5 separate regions of the Homo sapiens genome follow, and regions 2, 3, 4 and 5 are each linked to region 1. The links are chromatin loops, found by intact Hi-C in ENCODE. Cell type or tissue: PC-3. All regions are shown on one strand.

Region 1 (5,000 bases):
GGATATCCCAATCAAGTTAATCTTCCATAATATTTAACTGTATTACAAATAAAGGAATGGTTTGTGGACAACTGAGGAATTTTCCGTGTGTACTTTAAACCATAGTTATAAAATATTCTGTATTTTTCTTGTCATCCATATTAAATATTCAAGGCTTGAAAAAACGATTGAGGCCTTATTATTACAAATATCTTCTAAACTGAGAATTCCCTAGTGCATGTTTTTCTAAGACATTTTAGGATATACTAGATGCTCTGTTATCTCATTGAACAGATGGGACACAGTATCACATCTCAGATAGTGTGGCCAAATTCTCAGTGCTGCATATTTGTTTCATATCCACTGCCTTTTCTTATGATTTGAGGTGGTGTGAAATTTTGGTTAGATGGTAAATTGGTTGCTTTTGAGGGTCAGGATGTACTTCTTGGAGTTTTGTCTTAGTTGTAAAAGTCCTTCAAATATGTTTACAAGGGAGAAGATGTATATTTTATGAAAAAATAAAGAAATCTGTTTGTATAAGTTCAAATACATTCCTGCATAAAAGCTTGATGAGGTCAGAAGAATTTAAACTTTTGTTGGACAATGGACACCTTTGAGAATCTAGGAAAATTATGTAATTTGTCTTACAAACCTGGACACTTTGAGAGGTTAAGTGGGGTCCGGTGAATAATTACACTGAGAGAACAGACACAAACAAGATTTATCTTGGGAAAACTGGGGGATATTGTCATTTTAAGAATTGGAAACAATGTGCTCATGTCTGCACACTACTTATATTTTATACATCACTTTGCGGAGTTCACATCTTCATATTAAGAAAGCTTGGATTAGATGCATTCATCCAACATTTATTTGTTTTCTGTCTACTTTGTCCCAGGCACTATTTTTAGGTGCTGGAGATATAGCACTGCACAAAACTGAAATATTTCCACCCTCATGGGATTTATATTCTACTGTGGTAGTCTTACAACATGGGAGTTAGTTTGACAATGCAGAATTCTAAAAATGGTACCCAAGATTCCTATCTCCTGGCTATTCAATCAGACACGAATCTATGTACTGCTGTGAAGGGACTTTGCAGATGTAGTTAAGCTTAAGAACTTCAAAATAGAGGGAGGGGCCTGAATTACCCAGGTGGGCCCAATCTAACCACTTGAGCCCTGAGAATCAGAGAAATTTCTTCAGCTGGAGTCAAAGAGATGCAGCAGAAGAGGAAAGCAGGAGAGATGAGGCAAAAGGGGAAGTCAAAGAGATTCAAAGCCTGAGAAAGGCTAGACTTTCCCTTGATGGCTTTGAAGGCGGCCATGAGCCAAGGAATATAGGCAGCCTTTAGAAGTTGAGAAAGACTTTGACTGACAAGCAAAAAGGAGATGGAGGCCTGAGTCTTATAATCACATGGAACTGAATTTGGCCAACAACTGAAATGAGTTTGGATGTGGATTCTTCCTAGAGACTCTTGATAAAAGCCCTGCAGCCTGACACTTTGCTTTCAGCCTTCTGAGAATTGGAGCAAAAGAAGCAACAAAGACCGCTGGACTTCTGACCTACAGAACTGTGAGTTGATAGATTTGTGTTGTTTTCAGCAGCTAAGTTTGTGGTAATTTGTTATGGTAGCAATAAAAAACTGTAAGAACAATAAACAGGAAAAAGAAGCAAAATATTTGCTAGTAGAATGTAAATGCTAAGGAGTAAAAATACAGCAAACAAGGTATTAAACGAGAGAAGAAATGGTATTTTAGGTAGGATTTCCAGGAAGGCCTTACTGAGAAGATTACTTTTGAGAAAGGACCTGAAGACCATGCAGGAGCAAGTCATGAGGATATTGTGGGAAAGGCTTTTCCATGCAGAGAGAGCAGTAAGAGCAAAGGCCCTGAGGCCGGAGCAGGTTTGTTTGATGTGTGAGAGGAGCAGCAGGGAGGCCAGTATGGTGAGGGCAGAGTGACTTTGGGAAAGAGTGTAGGAGATGAGGTAGAGAGAGAATGGGAGTCAATTTTCTGAAGGCCTTATCAGTCGTAGCAAAGGCTGTTGCATTTATTCTGAGTGACAGGAGCTGTGGGAGGGTTTTAAGCAAGGGAGGGAGTAATAGGATTTGCCTTGTGCCTCAGCAGGGTCACTCCAGCTTGTGTATTGAGAATAGACTGCAGGAGGCATGAGTAGAACCAGGGACATCAGCTAGAAGGCTACTGCAAAAATCCAAACAGGAGATGGTGTTGGCTTGAACTTCGATCTGGGTAGTCAGAGTGGTGAGAAATGGTCATAGTTGACTCATTTTGAAAGTAGAGCTGATAGGATTTGCTGAATGACCAGTGGTAGAGGATGTGGGTTAGGGAGAAAGAGCATCTTTCACAACTCTTTCCTAAAATGCAAAGTCAAGATTACAGAATGGAGTGATCAAAAAAAAGGGAAGTTGCCCAATGTTTTGGAATTTTAAAAATTATTTCATTATATATTTGTTTGGTGAACTTATTCGGTAGATTTAATTGCATGTGTGTAATTCTGGAATGTCCATGTCGTGATTTGGTTCCCTTGGCAACTGCCCAGAGGTGCTGGAGTGTAAGGTGTAAGGGCTCCCCACAGGACTCTCTGCATGCCTTCAGGGATGATCGAAGCTGCCAAACCCTCAGACCCAGTACTGCCCCCGCAGAAGGTCTCAGGGGTGTTCCCCAAATAACACAGAAATGAGTCAAATGCCTCACAAAGTGGAGTAGACAGAGTTGTGACCAAAAAAATAAAACACAGGCAGAGCAAGTTTTAAACAGTTTGGAAACTCAAGAGCTGGAACACAGTAGTAAGGTGGAAATGTCAGATAATATGAAACTTTTTAACCTGGAGAAGTAAAGTCACCGGCATGGTTTGATAACTTGACTGAGTATGCAAAGCATTACAGCTCAATAAATGGTGGCAGCTCTCCCCTTATCTACAGGAGATAACCCGAGGGATTTAGGTCAGCTATAAGGCAGAGCTTATTTGCGGCAAAGATTATTAAATAATGGAAGGAGTGCCTGAAGAATCTCCAGAGGCGTTTTTCAATACCTCAGGGACATATTTTGACACGGTAGTGCTGGACTTCTCCACAAGATGGCAATCACGGGTTGACTCCAATTTTTGTTTTGATAAAAATATCTATAAAGTTTACTTTGGCAGGAAAAAGTAAAGAACCGTGACTTATGCTTCGCTGTCATATTTTGTATTATATTATCTATGGATGAGTTATATTTTTCCAACCCACCATCTCCACTTATGGAGTTTTAAAACATATTATTTTGTAAGGCTGGGGGAGGCATGTTGCAATATTGGAGTGGCAAATCTCTCTCTCTGTTCTCACATCCCAACATCAGGATATTGATCTTCTTTTTGGAAACATTGCGAAACAAAGTTTCACATGCCTTACAAGTCTGAAATGAGGTATGTCCTAAAACCTGGTAAATAGAAGAAAGTTGGTTAGAAACCTAGATGTCTCCTCAAACAAGAAATTATGATTTTGGTTAAGGGATATGGAAATAGTGCATTTTGCAAAATGATCTTAAAGGATTATTGCTGCTTTAAGAAGCAAGAATTTTTATTCTTTATATTTGAAATGGAATATCTTTAATTTAAAATTCAGAGGACAAATGCCCTCTTCTTTTTTTTCTAAAAAGAAATTAACTACTACTACTCATCTTGTGTAGACGTTATAAAGCTTCAGGTCATGTACTCAAAGGTACCTGCTGAAACTTTATTCATTTATAACAACTGTATTCTCTATTTTGTACCTCTATTTTGCCTGATGGCCAAAAAGAAACATGTTCATTATCCGCATATTAATTCAGAATTTCGTCTCCCTTCTTTCTCCCTGGAATTAGTTCTGGATGTAGAAACAGCCTCTGGATGGCAGGGAGGATATCTGGTTCTGGTATTTGTGCATGTGGTGTCTCTGACATGGACATTCATATATTTGGGCCAGGAGCATGGCCAGTCCTCCGTGCTGGCATCCACTGAAAATCATGCGGTTCTCACTGCTTTCCTTGTCGCATAAACTGTTATCTGCCTCCTAGTATGGCATCCCCTCACTACAACCACAAAGCCAATGTCCATGATCTTTCATTGGCGTAGGATGATATTCCATGCTACTCAGAGACCTGCTGAGAGCCGCTGGTCTGGTGCAGTGTGCTCTACTGGGCTGCCTCTCACTGCAGTGTCTACTGTGACACTGCTGTTTTCCAGCCTGCACAGTTGGGTTGCTGTATGTGTTGCAGCTGACAGGCATTTGGGTCCTGCCTTTATAACCTCCACCTGAGGACTTGAGGTTTGTGATGTCAGGAATACAGGTCTCTCTGATGCTTTTTTTGTTTTCCCCACTTCTCTCTACCTCTGTCCTTCATTGCGTAATACAGATATCTACACTGTAAGATCTGTATGTCAGTTTCAGCTACTGGCTCATCAGTTAGAAAATCCAGAAGACAGTGTATGTATGTATAGGCAGGGTGTTTGATTTGTCTGTCTTAATGTATCTGAAGAATAGTTGGCAAACCAGTGTTGATGCAGCACACTTTGGGGTGGCAGGGGGGAGGGTGAGAAAAAGCATAAGTTACGGACGATAGCTAAGATACACTAGGATAGATCCAGGATCCTCCAGCTACTAGCTGTGTGAGACCTTGAATAAGTCACTTAACCCAACTGAGATTAGGTTTCCTGATCTATGGTCTAGAAAGCACCATATGAGATTCGAAAGATGTATTTGATATCAATTTGTGAAAAGTAAATGTATATTATACCTTTTTCCTGTTTAATTTAAAACTATGTAGGTAAGAGCTAAATTAGGACAGAAGTATTTAAAGCCTTGATTTCTTTTTTCTAAACTCTGAGGTTTAGGGGTATATGAGCAGGTTTGTTATATAGATAAACTGTGTCACAGGGGTTTGGTGTACAAATTATTTCATCACCTGGGCACTAAGCTTAGTATTCAATAGTTATTTTTTCTGATCCTCTCCCTCCTCCCGTTCTTTACCCTCAAGTATACC
Region 2 (5,000 bases), 530 kb after region 1:
AGAGCCTGGAGTGGATTTATGTAATTAGCTTGGTTGCTAGCCATCCTTCCCATAGGTCAAGCCAATTAAAGGATAACTAAGGGAGACATGGCTCCAAACAGTGGCATATGGCACAATGGCACTAATGCTCACTGGAGAGGGAAAACAAAGTCACATGGATTATAACTTTGACATAAAGTGAAATTGGATGTTGAACACTCGGAACTCAAAATCTCCCTCCCTTTTTGTTTTTACTCTGCATACATTTTTTTCTCTCTTCTGCTCAGTGTGCTCTTTAGTGAGAGGAGAGGGAGATGTGAACACTGTGATTTTAGTCACGGTATTATTTGCCACAGTGTGATTTGCCACATTGTGATCATGGTATTATTTGCCACACTGTGATCAACAATTTCCTGGGTTTGTTGTTGGTACTGGCAAAGATCCAACTGTGATGCCATGACATATGCTGGTTTGCTAAAAAATCAGCTTCCTACTTTAGAAATCTGAGCGTGCAGCCTCAGGACCCAGATAGACATTCGATGAGGACAGTCTGAAGATTAGGCAAAAACTTTGAGTAAAGTGTTAAAATAATATATGGAAGAAGCCATTTGAATTAATAATGCTAGATTGTATTTAGCGAAAATAAATAAAATTACAATCTTCACAGATTTTTCTTTACAAATTTAAGGTTAAAAGGAGAGAATTTTAGCAAATAGAAAAATAAATGGAAGTGTGGAGCTACTCACAAACACCTAGATTGTGTCAATTAATGGTTCTCAGAAGTGTTAGAAGTGTAAATTGACAGGCTCACAAATGTATAGATGTTTGTTTCTTAATTAAAAGTCCATCAACTACTGCTTCAGGATTAACTTTAGACTGCAAAACAATTTGCCATCAATTGTGATGGGGTTTCAATCCGCTCTGCAGTTTGTTCCCTTGGCCCTTTTCTTTTGCCCATTTTAAGAACTAAATTGTTGAAACTAAAGCTAAAAACAAGTAGAAAATTAAGCCATTTTAACGACATTTTAAAGGACTTTTTATTGCACGAAAAATAGCTACTTTGAAAAACTATGGATAAAATATTAGAGATTTATTTTCCTTCTGTCTCTGCTACTGACTTGCTGTGTGATTTTAAACACATTTGATTTCACCTCTATGTGCCTTAGTTTCCTTACTTGTTAAGTAATGGGAGTCTGGGAGTGGGGTGACTACATGGTCTCTGATGTTTTCTTCTACCATAAACATTCTGAGTCTAATGCACCTATTTTTACATCAGATTTCACTCTGCAGAAAAATAAAATGAAGAGTTAGGTTGAGGAGAGATTATAATAAAGTGCATATCTAGAAAAGATAATTCAGTTTTTTAAACCACAAATAGTTACTCTTTTGAACAAAGGTTGCTGTATACTATGGCATGTGGTACATCACCCCTTTACTTCAACATTTCTCCTTGAGAACTATACTAAAAGCCTTCACATCCCATGTCAGCATTCCCTCTCTATCCAAATGTCTTTATTTTCTCATTTTATATTGCCTAAATTATTTGCATTGCATAGCCATTGTTCTTTAGGGACCTACATTCAAAAGGCTGCTCTGTGCTGAATCACATTGAATTTCACCCTAGACATTTATTAATGCCTAAAAATATCAGTTTTCACATAGAAAAATTCTTTATTTAAGGACTCTTTGTGCTGACAGGCTAAGTCCCATTAAGCAATATTGTATTTTTGCTGTGAAAGATGCATAGAAATATGAGAATAATTTTCATTATTCACATATGCTGTGGCTGAATTTATAAATACTTGAAGTAAAATATACTTTTTATATTCTAATTTATTGACATCTTGTGAATTTTCAATAGATAGATAGTTCATGCTCTGGCTATTTTATTCTCCTCTAGAAATCCATAAGCAAACATGTTATTCATGAGCCTACATCTGACTATAGACTATAGATGAAAGGTTTTACCTTGTCCCCCAGTGCTGTGTACAGAGACTGAATGATATCCCTAAACTTAGTTTCTTTAAAATGCTACAAGCTAAACTAGAACTGGTAACAAGAGTATTGTAGCAGAATTATCTGTTCATTTTTTAAAATAAAGGTGGGTGTGTGAGGCTTCTGTCACATCTCTATATTTACAGTGAAAAGTCAGTTGTAGGCAGTTTGTGTTGAAAATGACAGCATTTCTATCAAGCTCTACATCAGCTGCTGCTAGCCGTAGTCAGAATTATCATCCTTCACTGGGCTGTCTTGCTTTATGATATCAATTAGCAAACAATCTGTTTTGTTGGCACATGGTACAATTAGGATGCAAAACAGAGTTACTGGGAAGCAAAACATTTTTCAGGGAAAAGGCTGTTTTGCCTATCCATGAGGAGGGGGAAATGGTATCATTTTTCTGTCTTTCAGTCTTTCTTTAATTTGACAATGATGTTAGTTTATTGACGCAAATACACGTAATAATATTATTAGTTTGGCTGTTTTTATCTTTTCCAATAATGTTAATATTTAATTTTTAAGTAATTTACAGCTTTTTTTTTTAGTTTTCACTTGTTCTAAAACTTATTTATGTTAGAACCCCTGCTTACACTCTAGAAAACATTACAAAAAAAACCAAAAACCAAAAAACAAAAAACACACACACATTCCACAAAAAGCAGAAGAGAAGGTACACTAGAGGGCACTAGTAAGCTATACTTTTTACTATTATTTTTTTTCACTTACCAATGTAATTTGCATATCTTTAGGGATGCTTTTACCACTTAATCTGATCTACTTGAGACTACTCATTTTTCTTTGTTTCTCCTTGTTTTTTTTTTTTTTTAGAAAAAAAATAAAAAAATAAAAAAGCCGAGGAAGCTCCTTTGCTATTTTTCATTGACTAGGAAAGTTCCAGACGTTTAGGTTCATTATTTTGATAAGCTTTATCCCACATGGATTGTCTGAGTGGCCTTTATACCTTTATTGAAATCCCCTGATTTGGTCCTATGACATTTCTGATGCTTTTTTGAACGAGCATCTCTACAGCTGCAAGTGATTGCTGCTTAAGCCCAGTTGTAAGGGTTTTGAGATGTACACAAATCACTTCTGGGTGTTTTCTTAAGCCACATTTAAACCCTAGTCTCCAGAGGTGAAAGGCAAGATATTAAATAATCTGCCACCTGGCTCATTCTAACATGATTGGTAGAGAAGACTAATTCATTTTCTGAAAAATAAACAAGAATAATTTTTTCTTAAAAGGTCAAATGAAATTAATGCTTCATGCTCAAATCTTTGGCATTTCAATTAGCTTTTAAAAGTCAGAAACAATATAGGGATCTCTAAAATGTGCCTAAAGAGAACATACATTGTATTTGTTAAACAAAATAAACCAAACTTAATGACTTTCTCAAAATACGTTGCTCTTGTCTTCTTATTTAACAAGTTTTTTTTTTAATTCTAAGTTCTAAGATAGTAGGAATAAGTTTCAGTCCCCAAATCTCTGTTGTTACTGGGTACTAACTTTCATTCTTTCAATTGCACATTCTTTTGAAATATTATTTATTAAAATCACGAGTAAAAAGGTGAAAGAGTTAATTCACAAATACACCTAATATAAAGAATGTAGAAAATTCATAGTAATTGCAATTATAATATTAATTAAAATGCTTACAGTAATATTTAGTAAAATACAATTAAACCTTGATAATAGTCCAAGTCCAATCTATTGAAAGCTAATGTTTTACAGTAAAATATCTTCTGGGATTCCTGCTCTCAAAGACTCAGCTACAAAAATACAAATATTTCTAGCATATATCTTATGTAACATGTGTTTTTTTTTCTAATACCCATATGTTATTTCTGTCAGCATGTAACGTATAGGAGCCACCTTAAAATAGGACTAAAGAAATCCATTCTCATATCATCATCCTAAAATGCTATATTCTGAAATATTGATCACCTAAATTCTACCTTAACCTCCTCCCCGCTACACACAACACCAACAATTACCATTGCCATCTTGTCTGTTGTTGAAGTTATTTTTAAGATTTGATTGGGAGAATTTTCCCAGGTTGTGGATAGGATGGGGGAAAACCTGCAGAAGACAGGGCTCAGGTCAGTGGGATGGCATTATTTTTCTCCTTTGCTATGCCAGTAGTCATCTGCCAGTCTGTTAGTCTGTTGTCTTTATGGACACCAGGTTAAAAAAGCATTAAAAACATGGCACCTCATATATTAGATCAGATAAGATCAAAATGAATTTGGTCAAGTTCATGCTGGCAGGCAAGTGGTGGAGTCAGACCAGGACTGAAAACCAAATTTGTTGTGGCTTCAAGTCCACGGCTCTTTCTGCTTCACAAACCTGTTACGAAGGGGAAGTCAAAATCTCCACCCAGATGTATACTCATGATATGGTTAGTCTTTGCGTCCCCACCCAAATCTCATCTTGAATTGTAATCTCCAAAATCCCTATAATCCCCACATATCAAGGGAGAGACTAGGTGGGGGTAATTGATTCACAGGGGCTGTTTCACCCATGCTGTTCTCTTGATAGTAAGTGAGTTCTCACGAGATCTGATGGTTGTATAAGGAGCTCTTCCCCCTTCACTCTCTCCCACCTTGCTTCCCCTTTGCCTTCTGCCATGATTCTAAGTTTCCTGTGGCCTCCCCAGCCATGGTGAGTTATGAGTCAATTAAACCTCTTTCCTTTATAAATTACCCAGTCTTGGGCAGTTCTTTATAGCAGTGTGAAAATGGACTAATACAACCTACAAGTGTTTATTAATTTTCTCTATGTAAGTTTTGAATAATTATTGTAATGATTTAAGATTATTAAAGAAAGTCAATTTTCAGTGACTGAGATGACTAAAATTATTCTTTTTCCAGCTTTATTGAGGCATAATTGAAACATAAAATTGTATATATTCAAAGTGTACAACATGATTTCAAATATGTATACCTTGTAAAATTACGATGATCAAGCTAATTAACATTACCCATTACCTCCCATAGGGTTTTTTTTTCTTTTTTTTTTTTTTTTT
Region 3 (5,000 bases), 320 kb after region 1:
GCACAATTATTAGAATTTAAATCATAGAGTTTTAAAAAAGTGGAAATTATGAAGGATGAGATGAAATGAGAATATTGAGTACATATCTAAGTTTAGAAGGAAGAGTTTTAGAAGGAATCATGTAAGAGGCCAGAATATATATATATATGGATAGATATGAACATACACATACCTATGTATGTAGATACATATGTACATACACAAGTTAGATTTATCACAGAAATGCAAAAATATTTTCTCAATAGAAAACCTTTAAGGTAATTCACCATGGTAACAGATTAAAATAGAAAAAATAAAAAACCCATATGATTATAACAACAGATGCAGATAAATTGCTCTAATAATATTAAAAAGTATATCACATCATTTGAAGTATACTTGGTTGCAAGTAACAACCAACAATGTCATTTAATGGCAGCTCAAACAAATAGGAATTACTGTGGTCATATAAAGTCTAAAAGTTGAAGTTACTGGCTGTGGTTGGATTGTTCAAATATGTTGGGGTGAGCAGCTTTGCAAACTCTTGGACTTTCCCTTATGTTTGAAAGATACAGAGTAGAGAGAGGGACAATCAACAGCTTAAAAAGTACCAGATCCTTTTTTCTAGGTGGCTGCAAGCTTCTTTTTTATATAAAGGCAAGCTGAAAGAGAGAAGAAACCTAGATTTTAAATCAAATTTGGACATTTGTAATCGTACATGACTATATCTTTTAAACTGAAGTGAGACTGTTTCTGTGTCTTAAAGTTCTCAGAGTACCCATTTAATCATAGGATCTTTAAGAATTTTTCTCTTTCTGGTCTTGGAAGTAATAAACCGCACAGAGGATTTCAAGTGACATTAAAAGACAAAGTGAAATGGCTTCATGTTTACTATCACTAGTCATGCATTTTCAACATAGTGGTTAAGCAGTGGAAGTCAGTAACTTACAATTACATGTGTCAACATAAACGAATCCTGTAAACATGGAAATGTCAAGTGAAAAAATAGGAAGAATAAATAATTTGTATAGTATACAGTAGTAATATTTCTAAAATATTTTAAAATATTCCAAACTGTAATATATTTTGCTTTAGTGTTTTCTATACATGGAACAAGTGAGAAACAATAGATAGGAATAATGACCACTAAATTTTGGATAAAGGTTATATGGGTGGATGGGGGTATATTAGAGAAAGGAACATGAAGACTTCCACGTTTCATGTAATACTTTATTTCTTAAACTGAAGAGTGGGTGGGTACATGGGTATTCACAAAGTTATTCCTATTATCTTTTGTATATTTTATAAGTTTTTAGTAGAGCAAGGAACAAGTTTCCATACTGAAAAAAGCTGAGAGATTACTCGTTTTTTAATGAGTTGAAAAAAGATTTGCATTTAAGGAGGAAAATGAATGATAGATGAAAAAACTAGGCAATGGGGAAACTGAAGTAATTAAGAACCCCAGGAAGAACAAAACATCAGACAAGACAGGAAATGTAATTCTAATACTTATCATGGCTCATCTCTGAGTTATGTTAAAATAGTAATAATAATTTAAACACTGAATGCTGGTTTAATCAAAATTATACTTTGAAAGATGGATGGAGGAGAAGTGAGTGAGAACAGAAACATAGGAGAAGTACATCTCCATCTTCCATAATAGAAAGTCAATAGAAAATATAGGAAATGGAAACAAATCTTGATGTAGCAGAATAAACATGTTGCTTTAGAATTATGGGGTAAATACTTGAATCCTGTACCTAGCTCACTAGCTAAGAGATGAAAACCTTTGCTGTTATGAAGTAGGGTGAGGAGCGAGGAAGAGGAGGCTGCTGTTTTTTATTAAAGCCTTATAGAATCATTAGATAGTTTAAATAACATACATATAGCTGAAAAAAGCCCTAAAATTTTAATAGAATTAACCTTGCATATTTTGCTTAAATGAAACAGAAAATATCTCATTTCTCAACTCTTTACTATTGTATAAATATTCTAGGGTGCATTTAAATAATACTTCAGATATGCTGTATATGCCTTCTGGATATCTACCTTGTGAATAATTTACAGTGCTGTTCCCTGGATCAAGAAACAGAATAATTTTATAGAATAAATGTAGGCTGAGAACCAGTGGAATGTTTGATTCTATCCTCTCTGATTCTGCATTATATCATGCTGCCTCAATTCAAGCAGAACACTAAAGCTACAGTGGCAATTTTCAGGAAAATGTATCCACTTAGTACATTTACTGCCAGCTTTGCCAAAGACTGATTAAAATGACTGTAGAGTCTTTCTGCTAGTGATGGCTTCTGATTACAGGAACTTGCCACCAGCTGTACCCAAGAGCATGAGACCCAGTGGCCATCTCAGCAGGAGCCCTGACCCCACTGATGAGTGTTCCACTACAATCTCAGCACCTCTTCTTTTCCTACCTCAGCATCTAGAAGTTGGCAGAATGGGATGCGATATCCAACTGTTAATATACACTACAGTGAAGCATTTACTGAAAATGATTTGGTATCCTAGGGTCTAGGACTCCACTTTCACATCATATTTGAAGAAAAGAAAGAAAATTATTTTGTATTTTAACAATTGTGTGCCACATTTTACAATATTTAATTTTAGTTGAGAAACACCAGATGCCTGAAAACTACAAAGGAAATGTGGGAAATTAAGCAAACAGGTCAACAAATCACTCACCTTTAAGAATTGACCAGTTTCTACAAGGTAAGCAGGTAGAGTCCCAATAGGCGGGTAACCATTCAGGGTTTCTGAGAGTAACATAGCACCCAACCTCAGAATCCTTCTCCCCTCTTCCCAAAGAAGAAAAGAAACATAGAAATATAGGCCACCTGGTGGTGGCGTGATAAAGAGAGAGAGAGAGAAAGACTCTAGAATAGTAGCTGCCAGAAGGAACCAGGTAATGGCTTAATTTCAGAAATCGAATGATGATTTTTCAAAAGAAGTAATGAATCATTACATTATTTATGTCAATATCATGTCTTTGTACCACATATGCATATTCATGAAGGGGACCATACCAACCTATAGTTTGTTAAAATATAAACTAAGCCATACAAATAGGCAGCAGACTACTTTCCCTCCACCTTTTTGAAGGAATAGTTATTAAAGGATTAATGCAATATAATTTAGCATATCTCAGCATTATTTTAAATACATAGAAGGTCTAAACTTCATGATATTCTCCTAGGGAACTGAATAGTTGAATATTGAAGTAAGATAAGACAAGACTATATTCAATCAAGTTTCTAAGAATGATCATCTGAACTCCACATGATTTTGTTTACTGTAATGTATATGCCCCTTTGGTAAGCAGTAGCCTAGAGGAACTATCACTTATTTGGTTAAGTACCAGAAGTACCTGTCAAAATTTCCATTACAATAAATTGTACTAAAAGCTAATATTTAACATATGATTTTCCAACTTAAGAACACTACTTTTGCTTAAAACAGTGTATATAAATTTAAACACACTGCTTAAAAATACAGCCATGCATCACATAACAATTTTTATATATATATATATATATATATATATTTATTATACTTTAAGTTCTAGGGTACATGTGCACAATGTGCAGGTTTGTTACATATGTATACATGTGCCATGTTGGTGTGCTGCACCCATTAACTCATCATTTACATTAGGTATATCTCCCAATGCTATCCCTCCCCCCTCCCCCCACCCCACAATAGGCCCAGGTGTGTGATGTTCCCCTTCCTGTGTCCAAGTGTTCTCATTGTTCAATTCCCACCTATGAGTGAGAACATGCGGTGTTTGGTTTTTTGTCCTTGTGATAGTTTGCTGAGAATGATGGTTTCCAGCTTCATCCATGTCCCTACAAAGGACATGAACTCATCCTTTTTTATGGCTGCATAGTATTCCATGGTGTATATGTGCCACATTTTCTTAAGCCAGTCTATCATTGTTGGACATTTGTATTGGTTCCAAGTCTTTGCTATTGTGAGTAGTGCTGCAATAGACATACGTGTGCATGTCTTTATAGCAGCATGATTTATAATCCTTTGGGTATATACCCAGTAATGGAATGGCTGGGTGAAATGGTATTGCTAGTTCTAGATCCCTGAGGAATCGCCACACTGTCTTCCACATGGTTGAACTAGTTTACGGTCCCACCAACAGTGTAAAAGTGTTCCTATTTCTCTACATCCTCTCCAGCACCTGTTGTTTCCTGACTTTTTAATGATCGCCATTCTAACTGGTGTGAGATGATATCTCATTGTGGTTTTGATTTGCATTTCTCTGATGGCCAGTGATGATGAGCATTTTTTCATGTGTCTTTTGGCTGCATAAATGTCTTCTTTTGAGAAGTGTCTGTTCATATCCTTCACCCACTTGTTGATGGGGTTGTTTGCTTTTTTCTTGTAAATTTGTTTGAGTTCTTTGTAGATTCTGGATGTACAGAATCTTTGTACATCCTCCCTTTGTCAGATGAGTAGATTGCAAAAATTTTCTCCCATTTCTGTAGGTTGCCTGTTCACTCTGATGGTAGTTTCTTTTGCTGTGCAGAAGCTCTTTAGTTTAATTAGATCCCATTTGTCAATTTTGGCTTTTGTTGCCATTCCTTTTGGTGTTTTAGACATGAAGTCCCTGCCCATGCCTATGTCCTGAATGGTATTGCCTAGGTTTTCTTCTAGGGTTTTTATGGTTTTAGGTCTAAAATTTAAGTCTTTAATCCATCTCGAATTAATTTTTGTATGAGGTGTCAGGAAGGGATCCAGTTTCAGCTTTTTACATATGGCTAGCCAGTTTTCCCAGCACCATTTGTTAAATAGGGAATCCTTTCCCCATTTCTTGTTTTTGTCAGGTTTGTCAAAGATCAGATGGTTGTAGATGTGTGGTATTATTTCTGAGGGCTCTGTTCTGTTCCATTTGTCTATATCTCTGTTTTGGTACCAGTACCATGCTGTTTTGGTTACTGTAGCCTTGTAGTATAGTTTGAAGTCAGGTAGCGTGATGCCTCCAGCTTTGTTCTTTTGGC
Region 4 (5,000 bases), 98 kb after region 1:
GTAGGAAGACAGGTAGGTAGGTAGATAGATTTATTATGAGGAATGGCTCATATGATTATGGGGGCTGAGGAGTTCTACAATCTGTCATCTGTAAGCTGGAGATCTAGGACAGTTAGTGGTGAAATTCCAGTCTAAGTCCAAAGGCCTGAGAATTAGGGGAGTCTATGGTATAAGCCCCAGTCTAAGGGCAGGAGAAGACTAACTTCCCATCTCAAGAAGGCAGGCAAGAAGGAAAAAAAAGACCAAAATCCTCCACCTTTTGTTCTCTTCTCACTGAATTGGACAATGCACTACCACACTGGAAAGGACAGTCTACTTCACTGAGTCCACTGACTCAAATGCTGATTTCATCCAGAAACACCCTCACAGACACACTCAGAAATAATGTTTAACCAGACATCTGGTCATACCCTGGTCCAGTCAAGTTGACACATAAAATTAACCTAAATGACATGCGTTTCAGAAATAAGTTGGTATGGGGTTAGTAGGGTAAGAGAGATTCTGAGAGAGTTTATATAGAGTTCGTGCTTCAGAGGAGGGTCACGTATCTGCCTGGCTCCTTATGGAATAAGACACCAGCAGGTATTCTTTTCTTGACACATGAAAGCTGCTTGAAATACAGCATTACTCTTCATTTTGTATCTTTTGGGTATGTTTTGAAAGTTCTGTGTGAGAATTTTTTTTAATATTTACTTTTGGAAGGAAACCTGAAGAAGCCTTATGGGACCAGGAAGCAGTAATTACAACAGCATGCTCATACAGAGCATGAGAAAATACAGAGAAAAAGAAGGAATTCTAATTAGGACTGAAAACCCAGAAAATAACCTGAAACTTGCTAAGCAAGCCCTGGGAAAATTTTTGCAATTATTTTATTTTATTATTTTATTATTATTATTTTTGAGGCAAGGTCTTGCTCTGTCACCCAGGTTGGAATGCAGTGGCACAGTCACAGCTCACTGCAGCCTTGGCTTCCCAGACTCAAGTGATCCTTCTGCCTCAGCCTTTGAGGTAGCTGTGAATATAGACACATGCCACCATACCCAGCTTTTTTTTATTTTTATTTTTATACAGATGCGGTCTTACTGTGCTGCCCAGGTTGGTCTCAAACCCCTGGACTCAAGTAATTCTCTTGCCTCAGCCTTCAAAAGTATTGAGATTACAGGTGTGAACCACTGTACCCAGCCTGCATTTTTATATTAATAAGATAATATGGCTTGGCCACTTTAGAAATTGTTTTATCTGAGATATAGACATGAACCTGAATAAGTTTTTCTAAACTTGCAAAAATTTCAGGCTATACCTAATTAAATAAGATAGAAGAAATAGCTTAAAATGTACATAAATTCACAAGAAAAGAATATTTAAAATAAGTGAGGGATCATAGGCAACAATATATATAAACAAGTGAGGTGGATCAAAATGTGAGGAAAATACAAAAGATGCATATAAATATACACTCAGCACTTCTGGATTTCCAAGTAAAAATGTGAAGAGAGCAATGAGTTTTTGCACATACTCCAGGATTCATAAAACAAAAACACATTTGTTCCCAATACTGAGATACCAGGAATATGTTACTTGTATGTTTGCTTGAGATAGCGAACAAGGTCCTCAACAACACCTTCACAGTGACTATCTTGAGGGTGCTTCTCTTAAAGATTTTCCTGGCATCAACCATGACTTGTTGCTCAGGGTGGTCACTGCTGATGTTAGCAAGTAGGCAGGCATTTACCCAATTAAACACTATAGTTTAGAGTTTCTATAGAAATGTATGTCCTGAATATCTATTGTGGACTTGAATGTTCTGTCATCCTAATTCCCACTCCCCCATACATGTTTTGGTTGCTTTACCTTTCCCATGATTCACATAATAGCGAACTCATAGAAGCAATTTTGCAAAGCATAGTCCTGACCTCTTTGTTGGATCAGGGATGGGAATCTGATCCAAGGTAAACTAAGCTGGTGTTTACTCTAGATCCTGTTCCTTGCCCATAATTTATTAGTTCAGCAAGAAACAAATTAGCCACCTCTTAAGCAGTCATAGTCCATTTCCCTGGTATTACGGAATTGAGAACGAGAGAGAGAGAGGTGATAACCTCTTTTTTGGAGGTTGAACTTATAAAGGAAAGTCATGTATAGTCAAGACTATGCATCTTTAGCCCCCCTATGAACCAAAGTAGCAGAAGCTGGTCTGCAGATAGAGGGAGCCATGAATCAGGTATGCAGAGAAAAATACAGATAAGCCACAGATTTGAGCCCATTTATGAGGCCTGATTGTTGTATTAGTCTGTTCTCATGCTGCTAATAAAGGCATACCTGAGACTGGGTAATTTATAAAAGTAAGAGGTTTAATGGACTCTCAGTTCCACATGCCTGGGGAGGCCTCACAATCATGGCAAAAGGCAAAGGAGAAGCAAAGGCACATCTTAAATGGCAGCAGGCAAAAGAGCTTGTGCAGGGGAATGCCCGTTTATAAAACCATCAGATCTCATGAGACTTATTCACTATCATGAGAACAGCACAGGAAAGACCCACCCCATGTTTCAATTACCTCCCACCAGCTCCCTCCCATGACACATGGGAATTACAGAAGCTACAATTCAAGATGAGATTTGGGTCGGAACATAGCAAAACCATATCAATTGTATTTCTGGTCTTGGTTTCCATGGCTCAACTCTATTTCCTATAAGGAATGGAAGGGGAGAGGGCCCTATTACTTAGAGTTATGAGTTTAATGCACATTCCCCAAGATATTCTTTTTATTTATCTCCACCAAGTTTTAGTTGGTTTTGCTGCAGTGGGCCAGTGTTATATTCACTGACAAGTGCCTGGACAGCATCTGTTCTGTGTCAGTTAATCAGTGACAAAAAGTGTGCTGTAACAACCAGCTGAATTGAGGAGAACAATGACAACCTTTTATGAAAATGTCCTCTAAAGAGGACATACACAAATAGAATGCAGCCTCAAATCTGTTCTAAGTATGCGTAGCTAATTTGGAATATTATTTTGTCATTTTAACTTAAAATCATATTTTTAATATTCCCACTGGAGAATTTTAAGACCAGAAGATGAAAGACTCTCTTAGGTGAAGTTCAAATATTCCATCAACTTTGGTGAAAAGCAGGTTTCACTTTCTCTTGTGTCCATTTTCTTATAGCTATTTGTGGAAATGTGTCTTTTAGGTTATAATCTTCTTGAAAGCCAGGACCCTGTGTTATCTCTCCTTTCATCCCCCATGGGTGTTTGTAGAATGTCTGTCACAAAAGGGATGCTCAGTAACAATCTCTAATGGTCCTTTTGTCAAGAAGAGGAACTTTCCAGAAGAGCTTGAATTGACAGTGGTTGCTCTGTGAAAAGAAGCATGAGAGGTCTTGATCCTTCATATGTAAAATCATCAAGTATCTTTCTTAGCTGAAATAGCTCAGTTTTTCCATTCAATTACATCAAACTCACTGTTACATAGGCAGCACTAGAACATCGTGTGCCTTTCTGCTGGGAGTGAAGTGGGGAAGGTCATTCTCCAGCACACACAGGCGGGGACATATATGCCTGTATCAGAGAGGCTTAAAGAGAGGCAGGAAGGGGAAGCAGAAGCCATTGACCTGCTTTAAGCAGAGGCTTCCCTTTTACATGCCTTGCAGAAGGAAAGCTGAGCTTCCTTCAAAGTGGGTAGGGTTGAAACTCTCACCCTCAGAGTTCATCTGTTAACTGGTGGTCAAGGGATGACCTCTTTCCCCATGAAGCTGTTTATTAGGTACACTTTGGAAAAAATGCGTACTTTCCCCTCCAAAAGAACACAGCTTAGCCTGTAAAAGAGCTTATTTTTCTGAGTATGTAAAATTGTACAAAATCAGAGCAGAATTGTCTGCTAAAACCTGTACTCTTCTGTACTCACATGAATTGAGAGTCTGAAAGCTTTGTTAGGCTTTTCAAAATTAGCTTGGGCTCTTAGGCTGCAGGGCTCTGGGCAGATTGCCTAGGCAGCCTTCAAACAGGCAAATAATAGGCAAAAGTAGTGCGTCCTTTTGACCTACTCTCTACAGTTCAAACTGATTGAAGATTATTTAATAATGATAATATTTTCCATGGTAAAATGTATCCATAGTTTTCAGTCTCCAATGGCATTCTCATGCAAAACTAACTTTAATCTGAAATACCAATGACATATATTTAGACAAGTTTCCCCTGCTATGAGGCAAAACTCATTATGATGCAATCACTTTAAATGAGAGTACATATGGGTTATTAAGTATCAAACTGTGTGTGTTTATTACTCATTACTATATTTAGAGATTTAAATAGCTTTACTGCTTTGAGAGGTAGTTATAAGCTTTCAAATATTTAAAACCTAAACGACTAAACTGTTCGTTTATTCCAAGTTCATGATTTTGTTTAGACAGGAGTGAAATGTTTTTCATGTGCAACTTTCCATCAATGAAGTGAATTTCAGGCACGGAATATAGAGAAGACAGTTCCTAAATTAGTGTCAGTGTGTGGAGAGGCAATATGAAGTTAAAATGTTGAAGCTTTTATCTGGACTATTCAGGCCAAAACTGCTTTGAGGAAAATAAAGGGTAAGTTTGGATTTACTATGAAAGGTCATTTCTGTGGTTGTAACTATATAATGCCAGAAATTTGGAACTATCAAGATGAAATATCTGAGGCTACTTTCTTTTTCAGAGCTTGGTATTTAATACCACAAGGGAACCTAAATATTAGTCACAATCACTTAATAATTGGTCTAACTCTTTGCTCAGGCTACCTCAGATTTAAAGGAGATTAAAAATATGAGAGTGACAGGCTTCCAAAAATAGATTATAATTGAACTTAATTATAGCCTTTGGGAAATAGATGAAAATATGATAAAAGCTCAATATCAAGCCAAAACTACTGCTGAGAGCCCTTCTCTGTTTTCTTTTTAAAGATGATTAGGGAACTTTAGTTTAACAATTTATTTTCCACAATAAAACAGTAGCATTAATAACAAAAACTACATTACA
Region 5 (5,000 bases), 160 kb before region 1:
GAATAAGGAAATTGACATTGCAGTTGTATTTATATCTTATTTTTTAAACTTACGTATCCTATGCCGAGTTATGTATAAAAGAAAATGCTAGGGTAAAATGTCTATTTCTAGGCTATGGCAAATAGGATGAAAACTCACATTGCTTATCCTTTAGATTTACATTACAATAAAAATGGTTTCATATCTGAGTCACAGTAATTTTATCCAAAAATATATTGGAATAAGAGCAAATGAATGCACCTTGGAGAGGTAAACAGGCAGCAGCAGGATCAATGACACTGGTAGTGTAATCACCTGTGAAAAAAGTCTTGATTTTTGTCTTTATGTAGTCAAAATAACAGTTTATTGTACATAACAAAAGAATTAGTGGAAAAAATTGAATTTTTTCTTATGCTTCCTGAAACTGTTTTCAGTTGACTTTTTGATGGACTACGCAGAATAGACTCACCTGTTTTTAGCCTGAAAATTGACCTATGGCAGTGTTAAAAGGATGCCACTGAATCTGTAATGAGATAGGCAGCGAAGGGGTTTGGCATTCAGTCCTGGGTGGAAGAATGGTAAAGAAACTCTTTTCGGTATTTAAAGAGAACAGGGTAATGTTGGTAGGCATAACATTTTCCAATAAAGATTCCTTAACAATGACGTTAGGGCCTTCCAGCAGCCGACATGAAAATAAAGCTGCTGTGTAGTAGTCCACACAGTTACCCTATCTGTCCAAATGCTAAATCCATGAATCTGGCATTGACATTTTATTTATTTATTTTCCATTTTGCAAAACCTATTTAATCAGAATAAATAGAGTCCTGGGCAGGGCTCCAGCACCCCCACGATGCCTGCTCCAGGTTGCAGGTTTCACAATGGGAAGCAGCATTACTTTGTCATCATGGTGTCTCAGTGAAGTCATTGAAAGGGACTGGTGTGGTCTCAGGTGAGCATCTGTGCCTGCAGGGTCCTGGGAACAGGGTGACTGGGGCTCTGGTCCAGCCTTTGAGGCCCATTGCTGTCCTGTCAGCCATCTCATTCGTCTGTGAGCACGGCAGGGAGTGGCACAGCCTCCTTGGTTCTGCCAACCCTGCCAGGAAGGGACATCAGCAAGGAACAATAACATTTTCAGTAAGCAATAATTTAACAAAACAATTATGTGAGAAAGGAAGGGAGACAGAAGATATCTTTGTCTGGGCCACACATTGTAAGGCACTGTAGTGAATTTAGTGACATACATACAATTTGAAACTGCGTTTGCTGGTTTTAACATCAGATATTTTGATTATGAAGCCCATTGAACATTTTGATGTGTTTGATAGAGGTGCTATTGTTGCTTGCTCTCCATTATAGTAAAGGTGTCATTAGGAAAGGTTTAAATGTGCCTAACAACCCTCCTGCCTGTGGAGAGAACAGAAATGTCACACAGGTACCAAGCAGGAGAGAAGGCTCTGAACCATTTTTGTCCTCTGCATTTTGATTGGTTGATGATTTGGCTTCTTTAGAGGCTGCCGAGGCTGCAAAAGGAGTGAAAACTAACCAGCCACTAAATTTTGAAACACCAAGGAGGTCAGAGAAGCTGGGGTTATTATCATCTCTCAGAGAGCAAATAAAACATTAAACATTTTCAGTCTCATTTTTTGTGACAGATTTTGACAGGAACATAAAATAAAAACCTCACGAATTTGTGCTGGTGACAATGATTATAACACGACCAGGGAATGGTATAAATGTCAACATTTCTCGAATCGATTTGAAGATTGTGATCTTGCAGACCTCCGCAGACACCGCAAATGACTAGAGTAGAATTTCCCCACTTATGATTACTTTATTGGAAGAGGTGAAGAAATTTCAATATAATACCTGACAAAAAAGAATTTAAAACCCACCACCACATTCTGAGGAGTAAGACATTTTCACATCATTGTGAGATTTCTTCTCGAATCTTCCTGCAAAGTATATAAAACAAGCCCAGTAATTTTCAAAGAAAGACCTTCATATAATAGTATTTTGATTCAAATTAAACTTGTGGTTTCTATTGAATTAAAAAAACTTAATCTTTCTGTTGTAGTTACATATGTTATTTAAGATTTATAGTTAGACTCTCTTTACCACTAGCTTTTCATGGAATCATTTTTGGTTATAGAATAATGTCTTCATGCAAAATAACCAACCTTCTTTGGCCATCGACCCTTTTTAACCTCATAATAGAATCACTAAATTAATAGAGATGAGTGTTTTGGTGAAACTTGTACAAAATGGAAATTAAACACAACTTTAAAGAAGCATGAGAAAGCAGAGAGCACACATTATCCTAACAATCTGTGTCTTATTTAAAATTTCTTAAAAGGAAGACTTTTTAAAACTGCTCCTTCCTAATCCTAAATGTTTATCTGAAGGGTCAAAGGAACCACTAGGTGTTGCTCTAAGACAGCTTCCTATAGACAAACCAGTAAATTGCTTTATGGTTTTGAGATTTCATCGGTCATTATAATTTCCTTAAAAATGGTAAGATTAAATCTGAGGCTTAGAAAATTAGTCTTAAATAGTACCATGATCATCTATTAAAATATGTATAACATCTGCACATGTGCCCCTCCCCAACATCTCTGAAATGCCTTTTAAATGAAAATCAAATATAAAATCCTATGTATTACTGATGGTCATGTGCACTTAATACCAAAATAACCAGTTTGAATTGGAGACAATCACCTTTCTTTTTGCTATACTCAAACGGTCCCCAACAGTTCATTTGATTATTAATTACTGACATTACTGAAATGAGAGATTGTTTTAGTATTAGGGAATGGAACTTTTATTTTAGCTGAGGTTTTTACCACATCAAGCAGCTTCTGCAAAAGGAATTTTGGATTTTGGCAGTGTGACACCCATTCTCTCTCTCTCTCTCTAAGCTAACAATCCAGTAACCCATCTAGTATTCCGTGGTGACACTTGGAATACACATGAAATGAGTTTTCTTGGTTCATTGATGTTTCTCCATAGTTGAAAACTACTCTATGCTATAGCTTGACAAATTTAGACTGTTCATTGCAAAAGCCAGGACTAAATTATTAGAAATGTGGCAATATAAAAATGAGGTGAACTAGAAGAACTTTGGGGAAGATACTGAATAACACCTAGTTTCTGCACAGGAGTTTCTGTGGCTCTGCATCTTATAGGACTTTCTAGTTTTGTGAAGGAGAAAAGGATGTAAATGCTATTCTGGTAAATAGAACGTTGATATACCATTAACAATGACAAATAGCTGTCTCTTTGAACCCAGATCATTCATAGTTCTTAATCTTTTAATTAATATAAAGGAATATAAAAAATTAGACTATAATGAATTGTGATTTTCTTTCCATTTCATTTTTTATAAAAGTCTGGGTATGCTGTTTTCCAAAAGAGACAGTAAAGATCCTCTCAGGCTGGGTGTAGTGGCTCATGCTTGTAATCCCAGCACTTTGGGAGGCTGAGGTGGGTGGATCACCTGAGGTCAGGAATTTGAGACCAGCCTGACCAACATGGCGAAAGCTCATCTCTACTAAAAATACCAAAAGTAGCTGGGCATGGTGGCGTGTGCCTGTAGTCCCAGCTATTTGGGAGGCTGAGGCATGAGAATCACTTGAATCTGGGAGGTGGATGTTGCAGTGAGCCAGGATCACATCACTGCACTCCAGCCTGGGCGACAGAGTGAGACTCTGTCTCAAACAAAACAAAACGAAACAAAACAATCATTTCTACACTCTTTTTAATTCTGCATCTTTGGCTGAGATCGACTATTGAATCAATACATCAAGGAATTAATCTTATCTTGCCAAGGAAACAGCCCTGTTGATCTAATACCTTTTTAATATCACCAATGATTATGATATATCATTTATTAATGCAGTTTTCCTGAAGAAATATAAAATAGAAAGTTTGCAACTTAAAAAAATGTCAGGTTTTTTTTTTGTCATTTTGCACATACAGTTACTACTGAGTGACTATTTAGGCTGAATTTGTATATACCAACCTTATTAATATGTTTGGGGTAAAAAACATTAACAGAGAAATGCACAAGAGCTTCTTTATCTTGGAAGTTAAAGAAATGGCTTCAAGAATTAGGGAAATTGATTTGAATCCAGACTATACCATTTTCAAGCAAACTAACCCCTTTAAATCTTCAGTTTCTCACCTGTTAAATTGGGAAAACAATAGCACCGATCCCATGGTGCTGTTGTAAGAATTACAAGAAATAAAACATATTAGGACCTGGTTCAGTGCCCATATGATAGAAATGTCCAATAACATTATCTTGAAGTCTGTTTTTCTGTAGATCTGTGAATTTGGTCTCACGGAGATTCACAGTGTTCCCTAGAAGTGACTATTGCAAATAACTGAAATTTATCTCCTTTAAAGCACCAAACACCTTTTCTGTTTTACTCCTTCAAGAGCATTCAGGTAAACAGCATGAGTTTGGTGCATACGTTCTCACCTATTTTCACTGCTGCTCATAGGCATTTTTTGCTCACCTTCTTGATGCTGGCTGTGTTCTGGATGATGGAAGTTTAACAGGTGATATATCTGAGTCAATGAGGTGTTACATCTTCTTTTCTTGTTAGACCAAGAGCGAGAGACTTGACATGCCATGTACTAAACGAGAGGACATTGTCATTGCCTAGAAATGCTGCACCTCTGTCTTCAACTTTAGTATCTTCTTCTTTGAACCTAAACTTCCATTAAACCATCTGACTTCTGTTCCTTCTCTCTGTCTCTTTTCAAACCTCATTAAACTCCCAGGACCTTGATTCTTCAATTTTTCTTTGTCATTGGCCTCTATTGTTTTTATTTTCTTCTCTAGCCTGAGAAAATTACATGATCCATAGCTTAAATTACATTATTTTTAAAACTTTACCCTCTTACTTATCCCTTTCATACTTTTATTTCACTCACCTAAAATATTCCAACTGTGTATCAATGCAATTGTTTTAACAACTTGCTGTTGAACAAGATGGTGGTGGGAGACAGAGGTGCAG

What was found. A loop is a pair of places that touch in the nucleus more often than their neighbours do. Peaks named below come from ENCODE experiments on the same cell type or tissue, not always from the same donor. Only the 100,000 strongest peaks of a DNase experiment are listed, where the experiment ranks them.
Region 2: it touches region 1 in a loop (4-fold over the local background); 8 of 110 quality-filtered maps call a loop at or near these places.
Region 3: it touches region 1 in a loop (8-fold over the local background); 8 of 110 quality-filtered maps call a loop at or near these places.
Region 4: a loop joins it to region 1, with 3 times the contacts of the local background. A loop is called at or near these places in 4 of 110 quality-filtered maps.
Region 5: it touches region 1 in a loop (15-fold over the local background); 7 of 110 quality-filtered maps call a loop at or near these places.

The regions. Positions count from the first base shown.
Region 1 is chr6:104,323,865-104,328,864 of GRCh38, reverse strand. No RefSeq gene overlaps it. Among named protein-coding and RNA genes, the nearest start is that of HACE1, 530 kb to the left of the region's middle. In PC-3, CTCF peaks have their summits at 2,867 and 3,067 (motif pointing right); DNase peaks (open chromatin) are centred at 2,284, 2,444 and 3,134; H3K4me3 peaks cover 466 bases; H3K27ac peaks cover 569 bases.
Region 2 is chr6:103,795,596-103,800,595 of GRCh38, reverse strand. No RefSeq gene overlaps it. Among named protein-coding and RNA genes, the nearest start is that of HACE1, 1.1 Mb to the left of the region's middle. RefSeq lists enhancers at 771-940, 2,511-3,012. In PC-3, a CTCF peak has its summit at 2,653 (motif pointing right); no DNase peak of the experiment used is centred here.
Region 3 is chr6:104,002,132-104,007,131 of GRCh38, reverse strand. No RefSeq gene overlaps it. Among named protein-coding and RNA genes, the nearest start is that of HACE1, 860 kb to the left of the region's middle. In PC-3, a CTCF peak has its summit at 2,823 (motif pointing right); no DNase peak of the experiment used is centred here.
Region 4 is chr6:104,226,210-104,231,209 of GRCh38, reverse strand. No RefSeq gene overlaps it. Among named protein-coding and RNA genes, the nearest start is that of HACE1, 630 kb to the left of the region's middle. In PC-3, no CTCF peak of the experiment used is centred here; a DNase peak (open chromatin) is centred at 1,899; H3K27ac peaks cover 905 bases.
Region 5 is chr6:104,480,832-104,485,831 of GRCh38, reverse strand. All of the region lies in intron 4 of LOC105377918 (a long non-coding RNA gene), which reads left to right. Among named protein-coding and RNA genes, the nearest start is that of HACE1, 380 kb to the left of the region's middle. In PC-3, a CTCF peak has its summit at 2,404 (motif pointing right); no DNase peak of the experiment used is centred here.